2 separate regions of the Homo sapiens genome follow, and region 2 is linked to region 1. A link is a contact called in ENCODE Hi-C data. All regions are on one chromosome and are shown on one strand. The core of a region is the stretch at or near the end of the contact, and the rest is flanking DNA. Distances in the headings are between cores, read along the strand shown.

Region 1 (3,053 bases), core at 126-2,625:
AGTCAAGCTCCTGATTGTGTAAGATAGCATTTCCCTTAAATGAGCACTTCTCTTCTTTCCTCAGAAGCTAGGCTTCTTTTCAAATTAAAGAAAATACTCCACCCCTCAAAAACCTGGCATATTCTCGGTTCCCTTTACGCTTATTCACACCAGAAACGCTGAATCATGACTCCGAGGTTGTAAAAGAAAAACTATTTCGGCTGGGGCCCCAGGGTCCCTGGAGAAGCCTAGGCTCTGCGTTACCTCTCTCTGCACCTTCTAAAGTCTAGATCCAGAGAAGTCTGGCAGATTGGAGAGCCTCTGGGAGCAGCCAAGGGTGCAAGGCGGGGGCTGGGGGGCTCGGGAGAGTTTTCTGCTCCCTCTCCTGAACCCACGCAGCCCTGTCAGCTCAAGGCTCCCGCCTCGTCTCATCTGAACGAAACCCTTAAGGGGCTGATACACTTCTCATCTGCAAAGCTGCCCAACAGCCTCCGAGAAATTCTCTACTTGGAAGCATCGCCACCACCGCCACCCCTCCGGAACCCTCTGGGTCCGCGCTAGTCCCACTTGGTCACGATCCGGCAGGCGAAGGGGTGCGGAGGCGGTTTCACCAGCCCGCTCCCAGCCCTGCCTCGAGAGAGAAGCCCGCTGAGAGGGCAGACAGTTGAGAAACTCGATCCCAACTCCCCAGCCGGCGCCTCCCGAACCGCCCCGAGAGCCCAGATTAGCCGGGCAGTGGATCCCGGAGCAAAGTGCCATGCACATCCTGGAGAGGAGGGAGGCGTGGAGGGAAAGGGCGGCAAAAATGAAATGCCCCCAAGTCAGTCCCGCAACTTCTCCCGGTCCGAGGGACGGGCGGAGGGTAGAGGAGGCAGCGGCGGCTAGCGCGAGGTGAGGGACTCACTTGAAGGTGAGGACGCAGAGCGGCCGGTAGGACTTGTGGCTGGTGTTCTCGGCCATGCCCTTGCCCCAGAAGTCGTTGGTGAAGATGCCCCAGCGGAGCGGGGCGCCGGGCCGCACGTCGGGGTTGTTCACGATCGCCCACACGTCGTCGTGCACGAACTCGCCCTGCAGGGAGCGGCCGTAGCACAGGCAGCTTGCCCCGGCCAGCAGCGCCGCGGCCCCGGCCGGCGCTAGCCCGCAGCCCCGCCGCCGGGAGGGTGTGCGGTCCCCGCCGCCGCCTCGGGCAGAGGTGGTCACCACCATCGCGCCGCCGCCGCCGCTGCTGCCCTGGCCTCTCCCGGGCGTCTGGCATCCTCCCCTACCGGGGCCCCGGCGGCGCGCGGCGTCTGCCCGGAGGGGGGCTCGGGCATGGTGCTGCGGCAGCTGGACCCGCCGCGAGCTCCCCGCGCTCCGCCGCCGCCTGCGCCGCGGAGTTGGCCCAGCTGCAAATAAACAGCAGTCCCCCCGCCTCCCCCGGCCATCGCCACCTCCTCCGCCCCACTGCGCATGCCCGCTCGCTCTCTCTTCCACCGCCCCCCAATCCCGGGACGCGGGCCGGTTCCCCCGCACAGCCCGGCGCCCTCTGCCCCCGGCCCGCCTTGCTTGCAGGTGGACCGGGGTTCGCGGCGCGCGGCTGCCCGGGAGCTGCGGGGAAGGACACCCCAGGTTCCCACTTGCGGTGTCCGGCTGTGCTCACCCCCACGCCCCCGCCCCCATCCTTCTCCCCCGAATGGGGCTGGGAAGGGGCACATCTGGCGGACCCCTCCCGGGGGACCCAGGAGGGTTTAGCAGGTGCGCAGTCTGGAACCCCCACACCCACCTTCCAGGGAGAAAAGTGCCGCTGCTTCCCGGGAAGTTCCCGGCTTTTCAGCACCCGGGACAACAGCAGCGGCGCCCGGAGAGACGCTCTCCACCCGCCCCGCGCTCGCGTCCAGTCGCCGGCTCTGTGCTCTCCTGCCCGGGCTTTCTCTCACCCGCCCGGCGCGGCGTCCCGCTTGGCGGAGGAACCCGCGGGGATAGGGAGCACCTTCCTCAAAGCCAGGAGAAGGGGTCTCCCTGGACAAGGACATCCTGCTCGCCCTGCCCGGGTGTGTTCAGAGGCGCCACCGGCTCTTTAACTTTACAGCCCCTTTCTTGGCCCGCACTTACAAAAAGTACCAGGTTCGAGTTTTGGTTTGGGCCTGGGAGCCGAATTGTCTTCTGAAACATTTCTTATTTTATTGTTTGCTCAAGATAATTTGGGAGATGCCAAGCAAACTACTTTTTCTATCTAGCTGGATCACTTGGGTCTCATTATTTCCTGGGCTGTGGGCGTGTTTGAACAGGGCGGGGAAGAAGGTGGGGATGGGGGGATGGGGAGGTGGGGGCGATTTGTATTAGGGCCTCTGGCTTTGGCTCCTAAACTTCCTGTCTTTCTGAAAGATTGTTTTCTTTTTTAAAATACTAATTTTAATAATATGTCCCAGAGTGATGATTACTAGAATTTCTCCAGGTCTGAAAATTCTATTTGTTCTTTCAGGCACCTTCTAAATTTCCATTGCTGAGTGTTAGAAGTTATCAGGAATTTGACACATCCAGATAGAAAAACTGAAAATAAAAAGTCACCCTTTTATTCTCATCCTCCCCAAACCCTTAAAAAGCTCACCGACATAATCCAGAAATTGTTCCTCTGCTATGAGTATTTGTGTGGCTCTTTACTATAACAACTTACTTTTTAAAAAATTTTAAGACATCTGAGCAGTTGAAAAGTCAATGAATTAAGATAAACTTATTGTAACTCAAAGTACGTTTCACCCATTTTCACTTTGTTTATTTGGTGACTTGAAATTAGTGACTGAGAAATGAAACTGGAAGTCCTGGACATGGATGTTTTCATTCTTCCATCAAAATCTTTCACGCTTGGTAACCTTAATATACCGACTTTAATATCTAGACACACCTGAGTCTATTTCCCCGTATAACACACTACAGCCTTTCCTATTCACCTATTAACTTAATAAAAATATATTAAGGAGATTCTTTGTGCTACAATGTGCTAAGTATAGGATTGGAAGACCCAAAGCTGCTCGTGTGTGTGCGTCTGTATGTGTGTGTGGTTAACACCATAAAAGTCTAGCTTTCTAAGTTAACAG
Region 2 (2,855 bases), core at 7-2,506, 140 kb before region 1:
ACAATAAAATGCATACATACATTATGGAATATCCATGTGATGGAAATCAATTCAGCAATGAGAATGAATGCAACAACATGGAGGAACCTCACAATGGTAATGTGGAACAAGCACAGAAGACACAAAAGAAAAGGAAATCAAGAAAAACCATCTATAGACAACGATATATGACTGGAAGCAGGACCTGAGCTCCAGGAAACAAGGCTGGTACTAGAAAGCCACAGGCAATCCCCCAGTGGAATGGATCATGTAAAAGCCAGCAAAGTAGAAGGTGCTAGATAAGTGCTATGCCCCCATGGGGCATTCCGGGGCCGAGACCCATCAGTAGTCCTGAACACTTGCTGCTTCAGCACCTGGGACCCATAGAGATAGTGAGACTATTTCCAAACACCCGATGAAAGAAGAAAAGAGAGCCAAGCAACTCCGACAAGCTTCTCATTGTGTTCTGTTAAAGTTCCTCTGGCTTACAAGGATGAATGGTCCAATTAACCGAGCTCAATTAAAGGCGGAGACTATTTTTAAAATTCCCAGAAGAGACGTATGGTGAGATCACGGCAGACAGGAGGCAGGAACAGATGCAGCTGTGGACAGAGCAGCGAGGGGGGGCTCACATTGTGAATTTTAGCTCCAGATTGATTGCAAGAACAAATCAGCAATCCCAAGAGGACCCACAGACCCTCTTAAGGACCCAGGAGACCCCCCACAAAACTGTGAATGCCCCAACAGTGGAAGTGGGAAAGGGAGACCCTCCTCTCCCAAACACGTCCCCCACAACTGGAGAAGCTGAAGGTCTGTTTGTGGGAGAAGTTTCTGACTTTACCTGGAGCTGAGTCAATTTGGAGAGCCAAGTGAAATACTGGGGTAGAGGAAGCAGCAGAAAGGCCCTGGGAGCTCGCGGGCTCCCCTGGCAGGCCGTTCCTGCCTGGAACCACAGGGATCCAATGGGAGAGAAGCAGGGGATAAAACTACACAGAGAGAAGGAAATCTCTAGCTGAACTTTGTAACAGTTTGAACGGGGTGAGAAGCCTCCTGGCCAGAACTCGGGGGAGGGTGCAAATCTGATGTGCAGACTCCACAGGCTAGGGAAGAACCAAGCCCTTTTCTTATGCAGCTGGGAGGCAGACAGCCTCATATCGCTTACGGTCTGGGGGTTGTTGAGGGGGGCATGGTGGGAGTGAGACCAGCCCTTCGGTTTGTGTGGGAGCTGGGTGAGGCCTGTGACTGCCGGCTTTCCCCGGCTTCCCTGACAACCTGCATGACTCAGCAGAGGCAGCCGTAATCCTCCTACATACACAATTCCAGTGACCTAGGAATCTCACTCCCAGCCCCCACAGCAGCCACAGCAAGACCCGCCCAAGGAGGGTCTGAGCTCAGATATGCCCAGCCCTACCCCCACCTGATGGTCCTTCCCTACCCATCCTGGTAGCAAAAGACAAAGGGCATATACTCTTGGGAGTTCTAGGGCCCTGCCCACCATCGGTCCCTCCCTATACTAGCACAGATGAAGCTCTCTGGAAAGCACCACCTCCTGGTAGGAGGCCAACCAGCACAAAAATAGAGCATTAAACCACCAAAGCTAAGAACCCTCATGGAGTCCATTGCACACCCCAGCCACCTCCACTGGAACAGACACTAGTATCCATGGCTGAGAGACCCATAGACGGTTCATATCACAGGACTCTGTAGACAACCCCTGGTACTAGCCCAGAGCCCAGTAGATTCAATGGGTGGCTAGATCCAGAAGAGAGACAATAATCACTGCAGTTTGGCTCACAGGAAGCCACATCCATAGGAAATGGGGGAGAGTACTTCATCAAGGGAACACACCGTGGGACAAAAGAATCTGAACAACAGCCTTCAGCCCTAGACCTTCCCTCTGACAGCACCTACCCAAATGAGAAGGAACCAGAAAACCGACCCTGATAATATGACAAAACAAGGCTCTTCAATACCCCCCCAAAAAAATCACACTAGTTCACCAGCAATGGATCCAAACCAAGAAGAAATCCCTGATTTACCTGGAGAAGAATTCAGGAGGTTAGTTATTAAACTAATCAGGGAGGGACCAGAGAAAGGCAAAGCCCAATGCAAGGAAATCCAAAATATGATACAAGAAGTGAAGGGAGAAATATTCAAGGAAATAGCTTAAGAAAAAGCAATCAAAACTTCAGGAAACTTTGGATACATGTTTAGAAATGTGAAATGCCTTGGAAGTTCTCAGCAATATAATTGAACAAGTAGAAGAAGAAATTCAGAGCTCAAAGACAAGGTCTTCGAATTAATCCAATCCAACAAAGACAAAGAAAAAAGAATAAGAAAATATGAACAAAGCCTCCAAGAAGTCTAGGATTATGTTAAATGACCAAACCTAAGAATAATCAGTGTTCCTGAGGAAGAAGAGGATTCTAAAAGCTTGGAAAACATATTTGGGGGAATAATCGAGGAAAACTTGCCTGTCCTTGCTAGAGATCTAGACATCCAAACACAAGAAGCACAAAGAACACCGGGAAATTCATCACAAAAAGATCTTTGCCTAGGCACGTTGTCATCAGGTTATCCAAAGTTAAGGCGAAGAAAAGAATCTTAGGAGCTGTGAGACACAGAAGCACCAGGTAACCTTTAAGGAAAAACCTATCAAATTAATAGCAGATTTCTCAGCAGAAACCCTACAAGCTAGAAGGGATTGGGGCCTTATCTTCAGCCTCCTCAAACAAAACAATTATCAGTGAAGAATATTGTATCCAGCAAAACTAAGTATCATATATGAAGAAAAAAAAGTCTTTTTCAGACAAACAAATGCTGAGAGAATTCACAATTACCAAGCCATCACTACAAGAACTGCTAAAAGCGGCTCT

The links. Hi-C counts contacts between places; a loop is a spot of excess contacts on that map. Pooled maps may share reads with other maps.
Region 2: a loop to region 1 is called in a map of heart left ventricle, with 2.6 times the contacts of the local background. The contact joins the enhancer-like site here to the promoter of TMTC1 in region 1. A Hi-C loop is called at or near these places in 10 of 168 maps with a recorded cell type or tissue (HepG2, Right ventricle myocardium superior, cardiac septum and 4 more), 1 of 37 single-sample maps with no recorded cell type and 11 of 50 pooled maps.

The regions. Positions count from the first base shown.
Region 1 is chr12:29,782,567-29,785,619 of GRCh38, forward strand. It overlaps TMTC1 (transmembrane O-mannosyltransferase targeting cadherins 1), which reads right to left and starts at 1,376. Exons shown (of 18, transcript NM_001193451.2): 1 at 884-1,376. The coding sequence starts at 1,185.
Region 2 is chr12:29,639,740-29,642,594 of GRCh38, forward strand. The region is part of intron 5 of TMTC1 (transmembrane O-mannosyltransferase targeting cadherins 1); the gene reads right to left. Among named protein-coding and RNA genes, the nearest start is that of TMTC1, 140 kb to the right of the region's middle. RefSeq lists an enhancer at 424-974. Within about 2 kb of position 1,257, at least 15 of the 41 ENCODE cell types and tissues checked have a DNase peak (open chromatin) inside an H3K27ac peak, as active enhancers do; they include heart left ventricle and heart right ventricle, where a contact is called at or near this core.